3 separate regions of the Homo sapiens genome follow, and all the other regions are linked to region 3. The links are chromatin contacts, found by Hi-C or POLR2A ChIA-PET in ENCODE. All regions are on one chromosome and are shown on one strand. The core of a region is the stretch at or near the end of the contact, and the rest is flanking DNA. Distances in the headings are between cores, read along the strand shown. Region 1 holds the start of KLHL29 (kelch like family member 29). Region 2 holds the start of ADCY3 (adenylate cyclase 3). Region 3 holds the start of WDCP (WD repeat and coiled coil containing).

Evidence for each region. A loop is a pair of places that touch in the nucleus more often than their neighbours do. ChIA-PET counts read pairs that join two places held with the same protein, here RNA polymerase II (POLR2A). Pooled maps may share reads with other maps.
Region 1: a loop to region 3 is called in a map with no recorded cell type, with 4 times the contacts of the local background. The contact joins the promoter of KLHL29 here to the promoter of WDCP in region 3. A Hi-C loop is called at or near these places in 2 of 37 single-sample maps with no recorded cell type and 6 of 50 pooled maps. POLR2A ChIA-PET finds 5 or more read pairs at or near these places in 1 of 52 experiments (Panc1).
Region 2: a loop to region 3 is called in a pooled map, with 11 times the contacts of the local background. The contact joins the promoter of ADCY3 here to the promoter of WDCP in region 3. A Hi-C loop is called at or near these places in 7 of 50 pooled maps.

What each region holds. Positions count from the first base shown.
Region 1 is chr2:23,383,857-23,386,556 of GRCh38, forward strand. KLHL29 (kelch like family member 29) reads left to right here and starts at 1,323. Exons shown (of 14, transcript NM_052920.2): 1 at 1,323-1,924. It overlaps LINC02923 (long intergenic non-protein coding RNA 2923), which reads right to left. Exons shown (of 6, transcript NR_187213.1): 1 at 1-2,700. RefSeq lists silencers at 1,060-1,409, 1,580-2,439, 2,680-2,700.
Region 2 is chr2:24,918,808-24,921,507 of GRCh38, forward strand. It overlaps ADCY3 (adenylate cyclase 3), which reads right to left and starts at 1,430. Exons shown (of 22, transcript NM_004036.5): 1 at 876-1,430; 2 at 1-377. The coding sequence starts at 180. LOC124907742 (a long non-coding RNA gene) reads left to right here and starts at 1,537. Exons shown (of 2, transcript XR_007086246.1): 1 at 1,537-1,765; 2 at 2,191-2,651. RefSeq lists silencers at 815-1,544, 1,575-1,634, 1,675-1,884, 1,895-1,984.
Region 3 is chr2:24,046,053-24,048,752 of GRCh38, forward strand. WDCP (WD repeat and coiled coil containing) reads right to left here and starts at 1,339. Exons shown (of 4, transcript NM_025203.3): 1 at 1,262-1,339. It also overlaps a transcript of FKBP1B not described here.

The sequences.
Region 1 (2,700 bases), core at 73-2,572, 660 kb before region 3:
TGTACTCTGCTTCCTACAAAATATTAAAGAAGACACAATCCGTGCGCTGAGTTTACAGCCAAGGAGAGCAGAGGCCTGGATCAGACATCACAGGGGGGGAGCTGAGAAGAAAATATTTACCGGCTCAGTCCTCCTTGGCCCTGGTAGATGGAGGCAAGGACTGGCAAAGCCCTCCCCAGGCCAGCTCCTCCCAGCTGGGCCCCCACAGCCAGCTCCCCACACTACCTACAGCACCCCAACTCCAATTTCTAGCAAGGCCTCAGGCCTCAGGCCTTTACCCGGGGGAGCGGAGGGAGGGTGGAGGATGAGGATTGGGCCCTCAGGCCTTTACATTCAGACAGGGGTGGAGGAGGAGGGCAGGTACAGATATTTCCTCTGAAACTCAAAACCAGGTAAAGGGGATGTAGGGGAGGAGGGAGAGGTCGGGGAATAAAAACCAGATTAGGAGAGCGGTCGGGGTGGAGAAGACTGTGCCCAGAGTGAAATATTCTAGCATAATGGAAAAGCCCTCATTGGGGGTCCCACACGCCTCTGGCCAAATCTCTTCTATTAGGGTTAGAAGTTAGGGTCTGTGTAGACAGCATGTGTAGACCGAGAGGTGGTGGGACTGAGAAGTCAGTGTAGACAGTGTGAGAGAGAGCGAGCTGTGGTGGGGGTGAGTAGTCGGTATAGACATCAAAGGCTGGTCAGGCTGTTAAACAGAGAAGGCTTCCTGGATTCCTAAGGGTCAGTATGAACAGAAAAGTCGCGCGCCCCAGGAGAGGCAGGGCTGACTCAGAAGGCTGGTGGACACTTTGCAGGGCTCTCCCTGGTCCTTCAGAGGTGTGGACAATTCCTGCTCCTTTCCAAGGCTGGAGTGTCATAAAGAGGGCGGAAGCTGAAAGACGATTGGACTTTTTCCTTCTCAAACTTTTCCGCCAGTTTCCTCAGGTGTTGAGAGCAGACGGGGAGCTCGCCTCAGTCCCGGGCCCCCAACCCTGGGCCAGCAAGGCCAGGAGGCCACGGCGGAGCAGCCCGTGCCACGCGCCGTGCGTCTGCCGGGCGCGGCCGCGGAGCCAGGCGAGCCGGGGGCCACCGCGGGGGGCGGGGGCGGCGGACGGACGGACCGACGGACACACCCGCGAGCACTCCAACCTCGGACCCGGCGCGCGGCAGCCGGGAATCCCTCGGGCCGGGGAAACTGCGCACGGGGCCCGGCCTGGCCGGGCCGGGCCAGAGGGCCCCGCCTCCCCCACCCGCCACCCCCGCCCACTCGGGCGCCCGTGATTGGCTCCGCCCGCCCCTGGCTGCGCGCCGAAGCCCGCCTCCCTCGCAGCTAAAGCAGACGGTACCCGGAGCGGAGCGAGCCAGAAGGGAGCATGGTCCCCGCGCCGCGGCCGCGCCAGCCCCCGCGCCGCCGCCGCCGTCCCCGCCACCGCGGATCTCGCCGCAGCTCCAGCCCCGGCCCCGGCTCCGCAGCGCCCGTCCGCAGCCCCGGCGGTCGCCGCGCTTGAGCGCAGCCCCCGCCCGGAGCCCGAGCCGCGAGCCCGGAGCCAGCCCCAGCCCCGCGGCCGCCGCGGCTGCGGGGAGAGGGCGGGGGCGATGCTGCCGGAGCCGCCGCCGCCGCCGCCGCCTCGATGAGAGCCGCGCCGCACCGCTCATAGCCGCACAGGCTGACAGGCAGGAGGACCGACTTCCCTCTCCCGGGCATCCTCCCTGGGCTGCCGGGAGGCGGCGGCGGCGGAGGAGGAGGAGGAACGAGGGGAGAAGGCGGAGAGCAGGAACGCGAGGAGGAGGACCTGGATCCGTTTCCTCCGGCCAGGACCCGAGCGGCCCCAGCCACCGCTACCCGCCGGCGCTGTCCGCTCTCCATCAGCCCTCCTGCGCCCACCCGCGACCCCGGGCTCTCTGCGCGTCGGGCCGGGGCCGGAGCCGCGCGCCGGAGGTAAGAGCCGGGCCGGGCTGGAGCGCCTCGGATGCGGCGCCGGAGGGAGACCCAGGTCCTGGCCGCCGCGTGGGGCCGGGCCGGGCCGGGCGTGGGAGCGGGGCCGGAACCCGGAACCCTGGGCTCGGCTTCGGCGGCGGCGGCGGCGACAGGAGCCTCCCGCGTCTGGACTCGCAGGCTGCAGGAGCCCTTGCGCCTGCGCTGCTCCAGGGGGAAAAAAAGGGGGGGAAAAAACTTCCTGCCCCCGGGTGTGTATGCACCGGGGCTGCCTGGGGCCACTGTCACGGTGTTCGGAGGTGCTGGAGGCTTGTGTGACCCCTGGCCGGAGCAGCCCCCCTGCTGGGCCCGGCGGCGCGCGCCCCTCTCCAGGCCACGTTCCCCTGAGCGGCCCAGGGCCCCGGCCGGGCAGGAGACCTGGAGGCGACGGAGGGCTGGCCCCCAGGGGCGGCCGCGCGCACTGTCCTTTGGGGAGGTGCGCGCCTCTGTGCAGCGAGAAGCCAGGTTGGGGTTTTCTGCCCCTCGCGTCCTCTGATCTCGCATTTGGGGACTGGGTCTCTTTACTCAATCCCAAGTAACTTTCGAGGTAGATGAGCTCGAAAACCGTCGGGAGGGAACCCGCACAGACCTTATTGTGACCCACCCCACCCCGACACACACACGCACACTTCCCTTGACACCTTGTGGGTGCCAGCGTGTTGTGGGGGGACGCGGAAAGGAGAGCTCACGGGGACGGCGAAGCGGCCAGGAGGTGGTGTCGTTGGGGAGGGGTTGTTGAT
Region 2 (2,700 bases), core at 180-2,679, 870 kb after region 3:
CTCCGGCACGAAAGTCAGCCGCATGAAGCGAGGCAGGCACAGGCAGGAGCCCGAGTTCCGGACCGAGATTTCATGGGTCCGGCCCACCCCGCGGTCAGGGTCGGAGGGCAGGCTGACGGAGTACTCGGCTGAGTACTCGGCCGAGTATTCGGGCTCGGAGAAGCCCTGGTTCCTCGGCATACTGGCTGGTGTCTGCTACTGGCCCTAGAGAAGTGGACTGGGAACGGAGGAAGAGCTCTGGACTGGGCCTCCTCTCAGGGCTCTCTGAGACCGGGGGAGGGCTGAGGGCCTCTTCTTGTCTGGGGCGGAGGGGAGGCCACCTCCAGCAGGAACGCAGAGCGGGTTTCCAGAGCACAGGTAGCACTGATCAGCTAGAACTGAAAAGGGCATTGCTGAGTAGAAGCACCTCTTCCCTCCTACCTTGCGGTTTCCCCATGACCCGCCCTAACCCTCATAAAAGGATCTCTGCTGCAAGAGCCTCCCAACCCAGGGCCTTCCCTGCCACCCCCGGCTCACACCACCGCCCACCGCAGGCACACTTAGTCCTGTCCACGCCAGACACTCAATTTCCTGTCCCTGGCTTGTGGAAGGGCCTAGCCGCCTTTCCATCCCTGGTAACCGGTTTCTCTCTGTCATCTCTTCTTTCTCAGTCCCCGACTTCCTCACCTAAATTCCCTCCAGGCCCAGTCCTTAGAAGCTGTAAATAAAATGTGCCGGAAAGAAATCAGGACCATCGTGGGGGATTCCTGAGCCTTCCTTCTGTTTACTTCCTTTTTCCACCAAACCCTTGGAGGCTCGGGCTCCGATCCGGCCCCCTTCCCACGCTCGGGGCGCTGTCTTCCCCCCCGGAAGCCTGGCCCTGCCCCTGCGTTTACCTGTGCGGGAACTCGGCCACCGCGTGCTCCGGGACGGTCCCCGCGCGGGCTGGGGCGGGAGAGCTCGGCGCGCCCGAGGGCTGCTCCCCGCAGAGCCGCGCCGCCCCGGCAGCGCCTCGGGGCCCGGCCGGAGCGCGATCTCCCGCCGTCAGGCCCGGGATCCGACCGGGAGAGGCGCAGGGCTGCCCCTCAGCATCCGCGGGCGCCCGGCCGCAGGGGGAAGGAGGAGGCGGCGACGAGGGCTGGGAGATCCGTGGGCGCCGGCCCAGCGCGCCCGCCCTGGGGCTGAGGCTCAGGGGCAGGGGCCGTGCGGGGGCCGGCAGGCGCGGGCGGCGGCGAGCGCGGCTCTCCGGACCCCTCCCCTGCACCCGCGGCGGCGGCGGCTGCTAGGGGCGCGCGCGGGGCCCTCCCCGGCGGGAGCGCGGGCCGAGCCCGGGGAAGCCCGCCAGCATCCTCTCGCCCGCCCGCGCCGAGCCGAGCCAGCCGAGTCCGGGCTCGGCGTGCTGCACAGCTATTCCCCGCGCGGCGCCGGCGGCTCCGGGGCCACGCGCGCTCCAGGCCCCGGGAGGCGGGAGGCGGGAGGCGGGAGGCGGGCGGGGCGGCCCCTCCCTCGCCCCAGTCTCCGCCCTCTCGGCGGCGCGTTCCGGAGTGGGGCGGCGAGGGAGGCGCCGGGCGGCGGTCCCAGGACCCGCGCGGGCGAGAGGTGGAGGGGCCCGGGCGGCCCCCGATCCGGCGCGGGCGGCGGGCTGGGGCGATGGCTGCGTGGAAGCGCGGGCGCGGGCGCGGGCGTGGGCGGTGGGCGGTGGGCGGCAGGGCTGGGGCGAATCCACCCCTTCCAGCGAGGAGGCCCGGTCTAGGAGGATGGAAGCCCGGGACGCGCCCGCCCGCAGGTGAGGCGCGCTCGGGGCACCCCGCCGCCCCCTCCTCCGCCGCGGCTTCCTTCCGGGCCGGCAGAGGCCAGGGCTCAGGTTTGGGGACCGCTCCGCCGCGGGGCACGTGGGGCCTAAGTATCCCCGCCCACCCCGGGAGCCCAGACTCCGGAGCGCCGGGCCTGAGCTTTCCGCAGAGGGGCTCGGCAGCGGAGCCCTGTCCTGCTCCCAGGAGGCGGGTGGCGGTGGCCCGGTGGGCACTACACACGTGGAACTGGAAGAGTTCCTGAGACCCTGCTTCGAAGAGATTTCCCGTGCACATTCTACCCGTTTGAGATGTGTTTGAGTTCACAAACTGTCCCTTAAAGATGCGAATGCTCCTTTGAATAGTTAAACCTATCAGTCTCTTACACCATAGTATAAATTATTTTCCTTGCATTTGACAGAACACCGTGCTAAGATCAACTACAGGCTTTGGGAATTTAAATAAAGGAAGAGGAAAGAGATAGAATGTTTTGGGACAAAAGGGACAAAAGCATGTGTGGGAAGGTAAGTGCTGAGGACAGCCAGCAGCAATAGGGGGTCATCTCCCCTGGGGAGAGCTGAAGGAATGAACAGAGGGGAGAGAAACTTGGCTATCCAGACCCTGGATGGAGCTGCCACCCCATGCCCCTGAGAGTTATCCGCGGGCACCCCTTCCAGAACCTCAGGCATCACCTTGCATCCCTCGGGGAATGGATCCATTAGAGAATCGATCCTGCCACTGCTGTTTCTACCGTTCCCTCACACTCTGTCTGAAAAGGCGCCACCTTCAGCCCATACTTCGCAGGGCTTTGATTCCAAAGGTAGGGGACCTAACATCAGATATAGGAGTTTGGTAATTTAAATAAAGCAAAACTTTGCCCCATTGTTTTATTTTATTTCTATTTTTTATTTTTTCGAGACTGAGTCTCACT
Region 3 (2,700 bases), core at 89-2,588:
ACAGTAAGCTATGATCACACCACTGCATTCCAGCCTGGGTGACAGAGTGAGACCCTGTTGGGGAGGTGGGGGTGGGGGCAGTAGGGGAGGAACGTGTGTAGTATGTGACAAATTGAAATTAACATGTGCTTCATGTAAGATGTCTACATGGTACCAATGTACCTTAGGCAGTCAGAGGTAAGGATTTGGAAATCACTGACATAGGGTTAATCATTAAAGTCAAGGTAGTGGAGAACCTCACTGTATAAGATCAGAGGGCCAGGAGGACCAAGGTTTAAATGCTCTTCAGGCATTCCCCAACGCTACTGATTTTGCCTGAAACTAATTGTATACCTATTGTTTCACAATCTCCAGAGTATAAGTTTTTTGGAGAACATGAAATCAAGAACCCTGGGTGTTTTAGGAGGGAAAAGACCACTGTATTAGTTCAGGTCTCCGGAGAGGTGGTCAGAAAACTAAGAGCCGGTGCTCAGTATATAACCATTTAATTCTGTTTTTCATCTTCTTTAAAGACAACTCATGACGAGAATCAAGGGATTCAGGTGAACTGGCATTTCCAGCAGGTTTAAACAAAAGTACATCCCTCCCCCAACTTGTTTTCCAAGTTTATTGTATTTCCACTATAAAATGATTTCAAGTTCTTTACACTTATTTGGAAACAAAAATCATACACAAGAAAAAAATTAAGAAGAGTTAACGAAAAAACATTCATCCAAAGAAAATTATGACTAATCCCTCTAGACTCTTCTATGCATAGTTTGGCTGTCAAACTTTTTCAGTTATACTGTGCAACTTTGTATCACGGTTTTCATCTAACATTATATATTAGCATTTCCCTATGTTATTTAAAAGTTTAATAAATTAGTTTTAGAGGCCACTTCACATACACTCAGTGAAGTGACATAATGTACTGAACTGCTCCTAGCTGTACCCAACTTTATCCCGCTACCCGCTATAAATAAAGCTCGGACCGAGGTCTTAAGGCTTAAAGCATTTCCTGACTTTGGATGACTTCCTTGGGACATATTCCCAGGAGTGTTATTCACGAGTCACGGTCATAATCCCTCATTTACACCCACCCCTAGCTCGATCCTCATCCCGCGACCCCTCACACGCGGCCCGCCCCATTCTCCTCATCCTCTCTGCACGCCTGAATCTCCTCCTTCCCGCCCCCTACCCACCAAGAGCCGATCCACTTCCCTCCTGACCCCCTACAGCCTCCCCACACCCGCCAGGCCCGGCAGCAGTGGAGATGAAATACCTTAGGTCTCACTGCCTCACAAAAACACCAATCTCTCTGTGGCCGCCCAACATCACGCCGCCGCACATAAGAAGTTCTGGGCAGCCACCGGAAGCACCGGCCCTCAGTCCTCTGATAGGTGGGCGGTGATATCGGTCCTCTGATAGGTGGGTGGTCCTCTGATAGGATAGGCACGCTCCGAGATGGCCCCGTCTATTGGCTTTTGAATATGCACATTAGCAGAGGGTTCGTCCCACTGGCCAATAAGCTCTGGCTCTGCCGCACGGATCGCTGGGAGTGGTAGTCCCCGTAAAACCACCGACCGCAAGCCCGCCACATTTTCCCTCCCTTAAGCACTTGAGCTCTTTCCCCACTTCTCGTCGGTTCTCTTGTCTAAGGAGTCCAGGAGCCCTAGGATCACCACGGCTTTTTAACCTTCTTTAAAATCTGATAAAATCTCTCAGGAAAATGTTCTTATCTGTACACAAAATACTGTGCATTGAGCTGAAGCCGCTGCATGGGCCTGTCCCAGCTACAAATCCCTGTTCTACCCCGACCCTAAGCGTGCCTGCTCTGGCCGCAGCCTATGGATTTAGTGCGTCCCTTAGGCTTCTTCAGACCTATGAGGAATTCCAGGTCCTGACCCTCACAGTACAGTCGACAATCATCTTTCTTTAACAACACAGCCAGAACACCTTCAGGGATGCAGACAACCTCATCTGGGACCTAAGCATCCGGGAGAGTGGGGATGAGGAAATGGAGGAAGAACACCCTTGGGGCTCATTCTGGACCAGTTTGCCAGGCTTTTCTCCCCATGCCTATCTTCCAGTGCCACTCAGGAGAATCATATCTTCACATCAGTTTTTATGTTTTTCTTTTTCTTTTCTTTTCTTTTTTTAAAAATAAAGATGGCATGCCTGTAATCCCAGCACTTTGGGAGGCTGAGGCGGGCGGATAACCTGAGGTCGGGAGTTCGAGACCAGCCTGGCCAACATGGTGAAACCCTGTCTCTACTAAAAATTTAAAAATTAGCCGAACGCTGGTGTCTCACGCCTGTAATCCCAGCTACTTGGGAGACTGAGGCACGAGAATCGCTTGAACCTGGGAGGCGGAGGTTGCAGTGAGCCGAGATTGTGCCACTGCACTCCATCCTGGCGACAGAGTGAAGATTCTGTCTCAAAAAAAAAAAAAAAAAAAAGGAGAGAGAGAGAGACGGGATCTCGCTATGTTACCCAGGCTGGTCTTGAACTTCTAGGCTCAAGCAATCCTCCTGCCTCGGTCTCCTACAGTGTTGAGATTACAGGTGTGAGCCATTGTTCCAAAAATTGATATACTTGGCCTCACATCAATTTTTGGAACAATGCAGGTAATAATGAGGGGGAAAAAATTTTAAAAGTCCCAATTACCCTTTAAACAAATATTACCTCCTCCAAAAAATATTTTTCTAGATTCCTGAATGT